2 separate regions of the Homo sapiens genome follow, and region 1 is linked to region 2. A link is an interaction called in ENCODE POLR2A ChIA-PET data of the cell type or tissue named here. Cell type or tissue: GM12878. All regions are shown on one strand. Each heading gives the region's core, and the rest is flanking DNA. Links, peaks and the distances in the headings are about the cores only. Region 1 overlaps C16orf54 (chromosome 16 open reading frame 54). Region 2 has its middle 19 kb from the start of SPN.

Region 1 (5,636 bases), core at 2,778-5,277, 94 kb before region 2:
TTAATTCCTGGGCTCGAGAGAGCCACTCATCCCCATCTCTCAGAGTGTTGGGATTACAGCCATGAGCCACCATGCCCGGCCAAACTTCAGCCTTGAATATTAGTGATTTTGCCATATTAGTTTACCATCTGTACAATTATTTGCTTTATATTTTTCTTTAAATTGGCTCATTATTCACTTAATGAAATTATTGCAACAGGAATCTTTTGTATCACTTCTGTAAATGGAAAACCAGTCTCATTTGCCATCAATAGAAGGTAAAACATGAAAATAAATACAATGTAAACAAAATTGTTAAGATCTAAATTCTGTTCCCTGCTGGAAGCATTGACCTAAAACTCTGCTCTTTGTTTTTGTTGTTGTTTTTGAGACGGAGTCTCGCTCTGTTGCCCAGGCTGCAGTGTGATGGCGCGATCTCCGCTCACTGCAACCTCCGCCTCTGGGTTTAAGCGATTCTCCTGCCTCAGCTTCCCAAGTAGCTGGGATTACAGGCGCCTGCCACCATGCCTGGCTAATTTTTGTATTTTTAGTAGAGACAGGGTTTTACCATGCTGGCCAGGCTGGTCTCGAACTCCTGACCTCATGATCTGCCCGCTTCAGCCTCCCAAAGTGCTGGGATTACAGGTGTGAGCCACCGCGCCCGGCACTGCTCTTTGTTAACAAGAAAAGGGAATGTTGATCTGCAAGTCAGAAAGTGTTAGATACTCTAGCACCACAATGAGACCTTCTGGAAGTGCCAAGGCAGACAGACAGCCCCGCACAGGGGGCGGGATGCTGTGTTGTTTAATGCTGTCCACGAAGTTCACCCACAGCCAGGAAACACTCACTTCTCCCTGCACAGTGGGCTAAGGAGCACTTGGAGCCTCTCATCCAATCCCTTGACCTCCCCTCTGATTTTTGGGATGTTGGAAGTTGACAGAGCAGCCAGAAACCCCAGGCAGAGGGACCGAGAGCCTAGTCCAGTCTCTTCTCCCAGGTGTAGTCACTGGCCAGCATCCTAAGCACTGTTTCTGAGCTGGGCACTGGGAGGGGAGGAATAAGACCTGGGCCCTGCCCTCAAGGAGCTCACAGTCTCTCTAGCGGCAGAGTAGGGAACAAAGGTAGGGGTGAGCTAAGATATGGACACAAAACTGACACCAGGGAGAGACCAGGGCCCTGTCCCATCTCTATCACTCATGAGCTGGGTAATGACATTCCTTATCATCACCATCAGTTGACAGCACTGGGTTGTGGGGACTCTGCCCACGAGGAGTGAACAGACCTGAGAGAAACAGAAGATACAGGCAGGTGTTCAGAGGTCAGATGCTTCCATGCCATGGGTTCAGGAAAGGCACTGCAGTGTGGAAGAAATGCAGGGACAAGGCCCCAGTTCATGATCTGCCTCCATCACCTTATTCACTTAGAGACTTCAGAAAACAGAGTTTTGTATTATGGGGCCTCATGTGCTTTTTTCATGTACAAAAAGACAGCTGAAAGTTGAACAAGATGTTCTATTGGGACTTTTCTAGCTGTGACATTTGAGAATGAGTGAAGGGGGCCAGCCCCTCCACACCTGTGGGTATTTCTTGTCAGGTGGGGCAAGAGACTGAGAAAAGAAATAAGATGCAGAGACAAAGTATAGAGAGAGAACAGTGGGCCTAGGGGACCAGCGCTCAGCATACGGAGGACCTGTGCGGGCACTGGTCTCTGAGTTCCCTTAGTATTTATTGATCACTATCTCTACTATCTCAGTGAGGCGGATATGGCAGGACTATAGGGTAATGGTAGGGAGAGGGTCAGCAGGAAAACGTGAGCAAAGGTCTCTGTGTCATAAATAAGTTTAAGGAAACGTGCTGTGCCTCGATGTGCACGTAGGTCAGATTTATGTTTGACTTTACACAAACATCTCAGAGCAGTAAAGAGCAGTATTGCCGCCAGCATGTCTCACCTCCAGCCATAAGGTAGTTTTCTCCTATCTCAGTAAATAGAATGTATGATCGGGCCTTACACCGAGACATTCCGTTCCCAGGGACGAGCAGGACACAGATGCCTTCCTCTTATCTCAACGGCAAAGAGGCCTTCCTCTTTCACTAATCCTCCTCAGCACAGACCCTTTACGGTGTTGGGCTGGGGGACAGTCAGGTCTTCCCCTTCCCACAAGGCCATATCTCAGGCTGTCTCAGTGGGGAGAAACCTTGGACAATACCCAGGCTTTCTTGGGCAGAGGTCCCTGCAGCCTTCCGCAGTGCATTCTGTCCCTAGATACTCGATAATGGAGAATGGCAATGACTTTTACCAGGCATATTGCCTGCAAACACATTTTTAACAAGGTGCATCCTGCACAGCCCTAAATCCATTAAACCTTGAGTCAACACAGCACATGTTTCTGCGAGCACAGGGTTGGGACTAGGGTTACAGATTAACAGCATCTCAAGGCAGAATTTTTCTTAGTACAGAACAAAATGGAGTTTCTTATGTCTTCTTCTTTCTACAGAGACACAGTAACAGTCAGATCTCTCTTTCTTTCCCCCACAGTGAGTAAAATGAAAGACGGTTGGATGGATGGATGGATGGATGGATGGATAAATAAATGAATGGATGGAAGACTAGATGGATGGATGAATGGATGGATGGATGGATGAATAAATGGATGGATGGATAGATGGACAGACGGACAGATGGATGGATGAATAGATGGATGGATGGATGGATGGATGGGAGAATGGATAGGTGAAGAGAATGGATGTGTGGATGAGTGGATGTATAGATAAATGGATGCATTGATACATGGATTTCTGCATGCGATCTTCCTGAGGCAGAGTCTAACTTGCTATCTGCAGAGTCATCTTTATATTTCCAGACCCAGAACATGGTCTAAAACACTATAGGAGCCTAATGAATGGGGAATGAATAAGTTCATAGATTAACAGACACATTCATTTTACTGTTTCTTCTTTTTACTTTAAACCTCTCCTGCTCACTTTTTTTTTTAGACGCATTCATTGACCGGAATCCCACTCATTTTTAACACCATCTTATTTCTTTCTCATATTGATGTCTTCTTTTATATCTTTAGAAATTTAAACCACACTTGCTGTATGGTTCTTTGCCAAATAATGCTATTCTCTGGAGTTCTGGAGTTGGAGCTAATCCTGCTATATGCTGTGTCTGCTTACTGTCATTCATGAAGATTGTTTCCTCTTATGTTTTGTAATTTTGAGCTGTGAATTCAGCTTCAGCAGGGTGTTATCAGTGGGAATGCACATGCCCACCAAGGTTCAAAGAGGTTTCACATCTGCTTCTGCCAAGAGCTCTTCATGGGTGTTACCAACCCTGGACTACATTGTTATTATTATTATTATTATTATTTATTATTATTATTATTTTGAGACAGAGTCTTGCTCTGTTGCACAGGCTGGAGTGCAGTGGTGCGATCTCAGCTCACTGCAACCTCCACCTCCCAGGGTCAAGCAACCTCCACCTCCCGAGGTCTCCTGCCTCAGCCTCCCGAGTATCTAGGATTACAGGCTCCTGCCAACATGCCCGGCTAATTTTTGTATTTTTAGTAGATACGTAGTTTCACCATGTTGGCCAGGCTGGTCTTGAAATCCTAACCTCAGGTGATCCTCCCACCTCAGCCTCCCAAAGTGCTGGGATTATAGGCACGAGCTACCACACCTGGCCTGGACTATATTATTTGTTGACATTTGGGCTTCCCAGACCATGCAGATGATGTAAACTTGAACCCCAAGTCCAAGTGAGGCCAAGCCTTTGGTTATGAATTCTCAAAAGAGACCATTTATTGTCACCAAATCTCAGAGTGAAACAGACAAGGTCCTTTTATGCTCCCTGAACTGGAGGCAGATTTTTTTCCTAGTTTACTCTTTCACCAAGGATGTCACCCCTTAAGGGTACAAGCTTTCTATTAGTGTTTATGTTTTCAGTTCCCCAGACAAGGCCTTATCTCCAATCTCTAGGTAGGTGTAAAGCCCTAGGCCCTTCAATGCCAAGATCACAGCCACCCAGCAAGTTGCACAGCTCTAGTGTTCAGTTTCCTCTTCGTGCCTCCTGGGGATTTCCCTTTCTTTTTTGCAACTAAGCTGCATGTTTTAAAGGATGTTTGTTTGGTTTTATGCAGCGCTTCTAGATGCATAGTGGTGAGGACATGCTTGTCAGGTTATTCCATTCACACTATCACCCAAAAGGCTATTTCCCCATATAAATAAGTTGACATCTCTCCCACCTTAAAACAACCAGCCAACCAACAACTCTTTTTTTTTTTTTTTCTTTTTTCTGAGATAGGGTCTCACTCTGTCACCCAGGCTGGAGTGCAGTGGTGCAGTCACGGCTCACTGCAGCCTCAATCTCCTGGGCTCAAGCCATCTTTCTGCCTTGGCCTCCCAAGTACCTGGGGTTACAGGCACATGCCACCAGATCTAACTAGTATTTTGACTTTTGTAGGCATAGGGTCTCACCATGTTGCCCAGGCTGGTCTCAAACTCCTAGCCTTAAGTGATCCTCCCTCCTCAGCCTCCCAAAGTGCAGGGATTACAGGGGTGAGTCATGTCCAGCTCCAACAACTCATTCTCTACCCCTCACACACAGCACGACTTCTCACCTCCTTCACAGCCAAACGTCTGGGAAGAGCCGTCTGTCCTAGCAGTCTACACTTTCTCATCTTCCCCTCCCTCTGCAACTGGTTGCAGGCTTCCATGGGCTTCCAGCACTCTACAGAAACGACTGCCATCAAAATCATGACCTGCTGTTTTAATCAAAGGACACTTTCAAGCCTCCTGCAGACAGCACTGGACACTTCTGGAAATGTTCTCTCCCCATGGCTCTGTGGCTTTACACACACCTGCTTTCCCTCCCCGCTACCCAGCCGTGCTCTCTGACTCTCTTTGCTGGCGGCATGCCTTCTCAAAGGTCAGTCCTGGGCTGCTTTTCCCCTCCCTCTGCACTCCTTCTGGGAAATTTCACCTAGGCCCAAGGCTCCAATTGCTATCTCTTTTTTTTTGAGACGGAGTTTCACTCTTGTTGCCCAAGCTGGAGTACAATGGCATGATCTCAGTTCACTGCAACCTCCGCCTCCTGGGCTCAAGCAATTCTCCTGCCTCAGCCTCCCAAGTCTCTGGGATTACAAGCGCACACTACCATGTCCAGCTATTTTATTTTTTTTTTTTGAGACGGAGTCTCGCTTTTGTCGCCCAAGCTGGAGTGCAATGGCATGATCTCAGCTCACTGCAATCTCCGCCTCCCAGGTTTGAGCGATTCTCCTGCCTCTGCCTCCCAAGTAGCTGAGATTACAGGCATCCACCACCATGCCCGGCTAATTTTTATATTTTTAGTACAGACGGGGTTTCACCATGTTGGCCAGACTGGTCTTCAACTCCGGACCTCAGGTGATCCGTCCACCTCATCCTCCCTAAGTGCTGGGATTCCAGGCATGAGCCACCGCGCCCAGCCTAATTTTGTATTTTTTTTTACTAGAGATGGGGTTGCACCATGTTGGTCAGGCTGGTCTTGAACTCCTGAGTTCAAGTGATCCACCCGCCTCAGCCTCCCAAAGTGCTGGGATACAGGCGTGAGCCAACTGCGCCTGGCCCCAATTACTATCTCATACCCTGATGTTCCCCATGTCTCCATCTCCAGCGGTG
Region 2 (8,138 bases), core at 2,476-4,975:
AGCTGCTCTGGAGGCTGAGGTGGGAGGATCACTTGAGCCTGGGTATTTGAGGCTGCAGTGAGCTGTGCTCATGCCACTGCACTCTGGCCTGGGTGACAGAGCAAGACCCCATATTAAAAAAAAAAAAAAAGATGGGCCAGGCACGGTGGCTCACGCCTGTAATCCCAGCACTTTGGGAGGCAGAGGCAGGTGGATCATGAGATCAGAAGATCGAGTCCATTCTGGCTAACATGGTGAAACCCCGTCTCTACTAAAAATACAAAAAAATTAGCCAGGCGTGATGGCGGGCGCCTGTAGTCCCAGCTACTCGGGAGGCTGAGGCAGGAGAATGGCATGAACCCAGGAGGCGGAGCTTGCAGTGAGCCGAGATCGCGCCACTGCACTCCAGCCTGGGCGACAGAGCAAGACTCTTTCCCCAAAAAAAAAAAAAAAAAAAAAAAAAAGATATTGCTGGCCAGGTGCAGTGGCTCACACCTGTAATCCCAGCATTTTGGAGGCCGAGGTGGGCTGATCACCTGGGGTCAGGGGTTCGAACCAGCCTGGCCAACATGGTGAATCGCTGTCTCTACTAAAAATACAAAAATTAGCTGGGCACAGTGGCAGGTGCCTATAATCCCAGCTACTCGGGAGGCTGAGGCAGGAGAATCATTTGAGCCCGGGAGGCGGACGTTGCAGTTAAACCGAGATCCACTACTGCACTCCAGCTGGGCGACAGAGCAAGGCTCCATCTCAAAGAAAAAAAAAATTGCTACACTATGTTACAATAAAAACAGGGTGTTATAAAAAAGAAAGAGGCCAGGCACAGTGGCTCACGCCTGTAATCCCAGCACTTTGGGAGGCTGAGGCAGGTGGATCACCTAAGGACAGGAGTTCGAGACCAGCCTGACCAACAAGGTGAAACCCTGTCTCTACTAAAAATACAAAAAAAAATTTAGCCGGGTGTGGTGGCAGGCACCTGTAGTCCCAGCTATTCTGGGAGCTGAGGCAGGAGGATCGCTTGAACCCAGGAGGAGGAGGTTGCAGTGAGCCAAGATCACACCACTGCACTCCAGCCTGGGCGACAGAGTGAGACTCCATCTCAAATAAATAAATAAATAGAGCAAAGACTGAATTCTTAGAAATTAAAGCTATGATACTGAATTACTAAAAGCATTAGAATAAAGAAGCTGGGCACAGTAGCTCACTCCTGTAATTCCTGCAGTTTGGGAGGCCAAGGAGAATGGCTTGAGGCCAGAAGTTCAAGACCAGCCTGGGTAATATAGCAAGGCCTCATCTGTACAAACACAAACAGGAAGTGTTGTAATAAAAAGTTAATAAATTATCCCAGAAAACTGCCAGGTGTGGTGGATCATGCCTGTAATCCCAGCACTTTGGGAGACCAAGGCAGGCGGATCACCTGAGGTCAGGAGTTCGAGATCAGCCTGGCCAACGTAGCAAAACCCCATCTACTAAAAATACAAAAATTAGCCAGGTGTGGTGGCAGGCGTCTGTAATCCCAGCTACTTGGGAGGCTGAGGCAGGAAAATCGCTTGAACCCGGGAGGCGGAGGTTGCCATGAGCCAAGATTATGCCACTGCACTCCACCCTGGGTGACAGAGTGAGACTCTGTCTCAAGAATAAAAAATTTAAAAAATAAATAAAGCTGGGCGCGGTGGCTCACGCCTGTAATCCCAGCACTTTGGGAGGCCAAGGCAGGTGGATCACGAGGTCAGGAGTTTGAGACAGGAAGCTGAGGCAGGAGAATAGCTTGAACCCAGGAGGCAGAGGTTGCAGTGAGCCAAGATCGCTCCACTGCACTCCAGCCTGGGACAGAGTGAGACCCCATCTCAAAAATTGATTAATTAATTAATTATCCCAGAAAATAGAACTCCCAGAAGGTGTAGGGGTGGAGAAGAAAATATGAGAGAAAATATATGAGACTGCCGCTCTAACATAGAGATCCAATAAGTGGCGGCTTAAAGAAGAGACGTGTCGGCCGGGCGCAGTTGCTCACACCTGTAATCCCAGCACTTTGGGAGGCCAAGGTGGGTGGATCATGAGGTCAGTAGTGTGAGACCATCCTGGCCAACCCCGTCTCTACTAAAAATACAAAAATTAGCCAGGCATGGTGGCGCATGCCTGTAATCCCAGCTACTTGGGAGGCTGAAGCAGGAGAATCACTTGAACCCAGAAGGCAGAGGTTGCAGTGAGCCGAGATTGTGCCACAGCACTCCAGCCTGGGACAGAGTGAGACTCTATCTCAAAAAAAAAAAAGAAGAGACGTGTCTGCAAAAAACAAATAAATAAATAAACAAAAGAAGAGACATGTTCAAGTGAAATGGTGGTAGTTAGGGAGGCAGCTCTGCTTCTCTCATTGCTCAGGGACCAAGGGCCCTTCCTCATCACTTTTCTGCCATCGGTAGGGCACCGTTTGTCACCTGCACGTTTGAATCTGTTGTGGGGATCTCCAGCCAGCAGGAATGGAGAGTATGAAGCTGGCCTACTTCCTAAGGCCAAAGACCAGAAGTCACATACATCACCTCCTCACATTCTATTGGTGGAAACTTAGTCACATGACCATGCCTACTGCAAGGGAGGCTGGGACATGCAGTTCCACCATGTTCTTGGGGAAGAAGGGCTCATTGGATTTTGGATAATGAGTAGTCTTTGCCACAGAGACACAGCCAGGCAATCCAAGAGGCCCAAAAGCTAACCAATAGGAGTGCCAGGAAGAGAGAACCCAAGAAATGGAAGAAGGAGAATGATCAGAGATCATTCTCACTCTGATGAGAAACATGCGTCTTCAGGCTGAAAAGCCCACCTAGTGCCTGCCCAATGAAAGAAAACCCATGCCGGGCACACTGGAACCCCAAAAGTGTCATGTACGACTTAGCTATTTCCTAAGGAACAGGAAGCAGCTGGTGATTAGGTTAACATAAATGAAAGAAAGAAAAAAGTCCCAGGGTAAGAAAAAATTAATAGAATGAACACCACATTAGGCTCTGAACTTCCTGGGGCTGGCCCTGAAAGGGAAAATTTACATAAGTTCCTCCTTTTTGACTATAAGAACTAGTTCCTTAGAGAAGGTCAATATTTCGTGACACTCACTTCTAAAATTAATTTTCATATAAGAACATATCTTATGCCAGTTGATGTCATGGATATAATGGCTGATGGGCAACACACCACTCCTGAGAAAGGCTTGGGCACTGGAGTCAGACCAACCTGAAGGCAGCCACCACTCACTGTGTGCCCTTGGGAACATTTCTGAGTCTCAGTTTTCCTCACCTTTAAAATGGGCATAGTAAAAGGAAAAGAAGAGCCAGGCATGGTGGCACAGTAGTAGTCCAGTAATCCCAGCCAAGGAGGCCAAGGCAGGAGGAGTTTTGAGGCCATCCTGGGGACCATAGGGAGACCCTGTCTCTCTAGATTTAAAAAATATATTAAAAAGTAAAGAAAAATGGGCACAGAGTATTTATCTCACAACATTATTAATTTGTTCTTTAATTCCGCAAATATTTGTTGAACACCAACCATGTGTCCGGCATAGGATTGTGACAATTAATGAAATCAAGGGCCAGTCACCTGTCCTCTTGGAGGTAGCCTTCTCCGGAGTGAGACAGACTCTACATATGTAGGAAGCAGGCATCATGGAGAAACATCACGCAGGAAAGTGGGGGAAGGAAGTGCTCCTTTCTACAGGCTGATGTCTCTGAGAAGGGGACATCTGAGGGGAGACTTGAGGGAAGAGAGGGAGCAGCCATGAGATGTTCATGGGGAATCCCACGGACAAACAAAGCCAGTTCAAAGGCCCTAACCTGGGTCCTGCTTCGCGTGTTCTGGGAAGCCCAAGGAGGCCAGTATGGCTGGAGCAGAGTGCATGAAAAGCGAAGTCAAGAGGAAAGGGGGCCATAGGGCACGGCTTTAGGTCATTATTAGCACTTTCACTCTGAGTCAGTGTGGAGAGTTTAGAGAGCTTCAACTTTGTTTTGTTCTGTTTTCTAGAGACAGAGTTTTATTCTGTGGCCCAGACTGGAGTACACTGGTGCAATTATGGCTCACTGCGGCCTCCAACTTCTGGGCTGAAGCGACCCTCCCACCTTAGCCTCCTGAGTGGCTGGGACCACAGGTGTGTGCCATCATGCCCAGCTTTTTTTTTTTTTTTTTTTTTTTTTTTTGATACAGAGTCTTGCTCTGTCACCAGGCTGGAGGGTAGTGGCACGATCTTGGCTCACTGCAACCTCTGCCTCCCTGGTTCAAGCAATTCTCCTGCTTCAGCCTCCCAAGTAGCTGAGACTACAGGCACGTGCCACCATGCCCAGCTAATTTTTGTATTTTTAGTAGAGACGGGGTTTCACCATGTTGGCCAGGATTGTCTTGATCTCTTGACCTTGTGATCTGCCTGCCTCAGCCTCCCAAAGTGCTGGGATTACAGGCGTAAGCCACTGCGCCCTGCCGCTGATTTTTGTATTTTTTGTAGAGACAGGGTCTTGCTATGCTGCCCAGGTTGGTCTCAAACTCCTGGGCTCAAGTGATCACCAGGGTTTCTTGACAGATTGGATTTGGGGATGTGTGAGAGAGGATTGAGGACAACACCAAGGTTTTCGGCCACACCAACTGTAAGAATAGAATTGTTGTATTCTGATATGGGAAGGCTGCAGGAGGAGCAGGTATGGGGGAGAAGATAAAGAGTTCATTTTGGGCCCGGGCACGGTGGCTCACACTTGTAATCCTACCACTTTGGGAGGCAGAGGCAGGCAGATCGCTTGAGCTCAGGAGTTTGAAACCAGCTTGGCCAACAGGGTGAAACCCTGTCTGTACTAAAAATACAAAAAATTTGCCGGGTGTGGTGGCACGTGCCTGTAATCTCAGCTACTCGGGAGGCTGAGGCAGGAGAATCACTTGAACCTGGGAGGCGGAGTTTGCAGTGAGCCAAGATCAGGCCACTGCACTCCAGCCTGGGCAACAGAGCAAGATTCTGTCTCAAAAAAAAAAAGTTCATGTTGGGACATGTTAAGTTTGTGTTGCCTGTCAGACACCCAAGGGGAAGTTTCAAGTGAGCAGTTCTGAAGCTCACAGAAGAGGTCTGCAGTGAAGATGAAAACTTGGGGGACATCAACATTTGGATGATATTTAAAGCCAGGGGTCTGTGTGAGCTCAACTCAAGAGTGAGTGTCACCAGGCACCATGGCTCATGCCTGTAACCCTAACACTTTTGGAGGCCAAGGTGGGAGGATCACTTGAGCCCAGGAGTTTGAGACCAGCCTAGGCAACACGGTGAGACCCTATCTCTACTTAAAATTTTAAAAATTAGCCAGGCAGGGGGGCATGTGCCTGTGGTCCCAGCTACTTGGGAGGCTGAAGTGGGAGGATTGCTGTAACCCAGGAGTTTGAGTTTGGAGTGAGATAGGATTATGCCACTGCACTTCAACCTGGGTGACAGAACAAGATTCTATCTCAAAGTTAAAAAAAAAAAAAAAAAAAAGAGTGGCCAGGCGCCATGGCTCACGCCTGTAATCCCAGCACTTTGGGAGGCTGAGGCGGGCAGATCACGAGGTCGGGAGATCGAGACCATCCTGGCTAACACGGTGAAACCCCGTCTCTACTAAAAATACGAAAAATTAGCCAGGCGTGGTGGCGAGCGCCTGTAGTCCCAGCTACTCAGGAGGCTGAGGCAGGAGAATTGCATGAACCCAGGAGGCGGAGCTTGCAGTGAGCCAAGATCGTGCCACTGCACTCCAGTCTGGGCGACAGAGCGACACTCCGTCTCAAAAAAAAAACAACGAAAAACGAGTGAGTGTCAATTAGGAGAAGAGGACCAACACAGACATAAGAAGTGGGTGCCACTTCACTTACAGAGAGGGCAGTGACAGCTCAGAGATTCTGTGTCTTGCCCACGGTCACACAGCTGGTAAGGGGTAGGATCCGAATTCACAATGAGGTCCTAGTTCAGATCTTTTTGCACTCTATTAGAGTAATCCATACAGACTTCTGTTGATCTAAGTCGACCCGTGGCTATAACTGGAAATAGTTAAGGAGTGTTCACTCAGCCCTCAAGCCTTGAGAGAGAGTCTCGCCCTGTCACCAAGGCTGGAGTGCAGTGGTACGATCTCGGCTCACTGCAACCTCCGTCTCCCGGGTTCAAGCGATTCTCCTGCCTCAGCCTCCCAAGTAGCTGGAACTACAGGTGCCTGCCACCATGCCCAGGTAATTTTTGTATTTTTAGTAGACATGGGGTTTCACCACATTGGCCATGCTGATCTTGAACTCCTAACCTCAAGTGATCCGCCCGCCTCGTCCTCCCAAAGTGCTGGGATTACAGATGTGAGCCACTGTACCCAGCCAGCAGCTGGGCTTTTGAGAAGATTTGGAGAATCAAGAGTCCACAATTCTTGATTCTCAGTGTGGGCCTGGAGGTTGCATGGGTTTGCAATACATTGAGTCTGGGCAGATGTGTGCGCCTAGCAAAGCCAGAGGTGGTAGCAGCCATCACAGGTTTCCAAAGCTGGGGCCCTGGCCACCTAAGTATCAGCCAGTACAGACACAATATTAGATCTGCCCCAGCCCTTGAACAACTGATGGGGCACTCAGTATCACACCTCAATCGGCCTCCCTCCATTGGAGGACTGACTCCATTCCTCAATATCAAGATAAGTGTCACAGACTGTCCCTGTCCCAGCTCTAAATTAAAGGTAATGATGCTGCCCTCTCCAGGACAGTCATAAAGTTAAACAAGAAAATAGTGAAATTACGCACAGAGTTTACTATTTTTCTTTTCCTGTCTCAGCCTTTAAGAACTCAGTAAAGGCCAGGCGAGGTGGCTCATGCCTATAATCCCAGCACTTTGGGAGGCCAAGGTGAGCAGATCACCTGAGGTCAGGAGTTCGAGACCAGCCTTGCCAACTTGGCAAAATCCTGTCTCTACTAAAAATACAAAAATTAGCTGGACTTGGTGGCAGGCACCCGTAATCCCAGCTACTTGGGAGGCTGAGGCAGGAGAATCATTTGAACCCGGTAGGCGGAGGTTGCAGTGAGCCGAGATCATGCCACTGTACTCTCCAGCCTGGGTGACAGAGCGAGACTCGGTTAAAAAAAAAAAAAAAAAAGGAAAGAGGAAAGGAAGAGAGAGAGAAAGAGAAAGAAAGAAAAGGAAAGGAAAAGGAAAGAAGAAAAGAAAAAAGAAAGGAACAGAACAGAACTAAGCAAAGATCCCTCAGAAGGGACCTCCAGGGGTCCCCCCACCCTCGTATCTGTTCAGTTCTGTTTCCGTTCAGTTGGATGTGTCCCACCTAGGAAGTGGTTTCAGACAGGGTTCCTCAGAGCCCTGGGGTTCAGAGGTGATGTTTTGGGGTTTGTGGCTCTGGGCTGGTCATCATCTACCCTCACTCCCAGACCTATTCTCAGCCCTACCCTCTGCCCTGGAGGCTCCCCCACCCTCTGTTTTTTGTTTTGTTTTGTTTTGTTTTGAGATGGAGTCACGATCTGTTGCCCAGGCTGGAGTGCAGTGGCAGGATCTTGGCTCGCTGCAACCTCCGCCTCCCCGGTTCAAGCAATTCTTCTGTCTCAGCCTCTCAAATAGCTGGGATTACAGGTGCCCTCCACCACGCCCAACTAATTTTTTTGTATTTTTAAATAGAGACAGGGTTTTGCCATGTTGGCCAGGCTGGTCTCGAACTCCCGCCTGGACCTCCCAAAGTGCTGGGATTACAGGGGTGAGCCACCGCACCCGGCCTGGATTTCACTTGAGTTTAGCTAAAGGGAGGACTGGCTGGAGCTCCAAGGGGGAGGACAGTCAGGACATTTCTATTCTGCTCCCTTCCTGCTGTGCCTCACATCTCTGGCAGTGGCTTCATCTCCCCACCCACATCTGCAGCACCTGTCAGGTGGCCCCTTCTACATCCCCAGGTTTTAATGAGTTTCGGTAACACAGTTTCTGCCTGTTACCCCATCAGTCCTAGAAGCAGTAACAGGCTCCAATAGTTGCTAGTCTCTTAGGGCTTCAGCATTCCTTGTAGCCTCCTTTAACCATATCCATTTCTCCATAAGGAGTCCCTATATTAAAGCCTCCAGAACTGCGTGTTCCAATAGATAACAACTAGCCACATGTGGATACTTAAATTGGAGCCAGATGTGGTAGCTTACATCTGTAATCCCAGCTA

What was found. Peaks named below come from ENCODE experiments on the same cell type or tissue, not always from the same donor. Only the 100,000 strongest peaks of a DNase experiment are listed, where the experiment ranks them.
Region 1: POLR2A ChIA-PET joins it to region 2 with 5 read pairs; 6 of 35 experiments call an interaction of 5 or more read pairs at or near these places.

The regions. Positions count from the first base shown.
Region 1 is chr16:29,737,118-29,742,753 of GRCh38, reverse strand. C16orf54 (chromosome 16 open reading frame 54) reads left to right here. Exons shown (of 2, transcript NM_175900.4): 2 at 1-291. Among named protein-coding and RNA genes, the nearest start is that of C16orf54, 6.1 kb to the left of the region's middle. RefSeq lists enhancers at 3,893-3,942, 4,233-4,332. In GM12878, for the core only: no CTCF peak of the experiment used is centred there; a DNase peak (open chromatin) is centred at 4,033; H3K27ac peaks cover 524 bases.
Region 2 is chr16:29,640,283-29,648,420 of GRCh38, reverse strand. No RefSeq gene overlaps it. Among named protein-coding and RNA genes, the nearest start is that of SPN, 19 kb to the left of the region's middle. RefSeq lists enhancers at 2,379-2,673, 3,571-3,840, 4,797-4,856, 4,977-5,096. In GM12878, for the core only: no CTCF peak of the experiment used is centred there; DNase peaks (open chromatin) are centred at 2,550, 2,974 and 3,910; H3K4me3 peaks cover 363 bases; H3K27ac peaks cover 2,500 bases.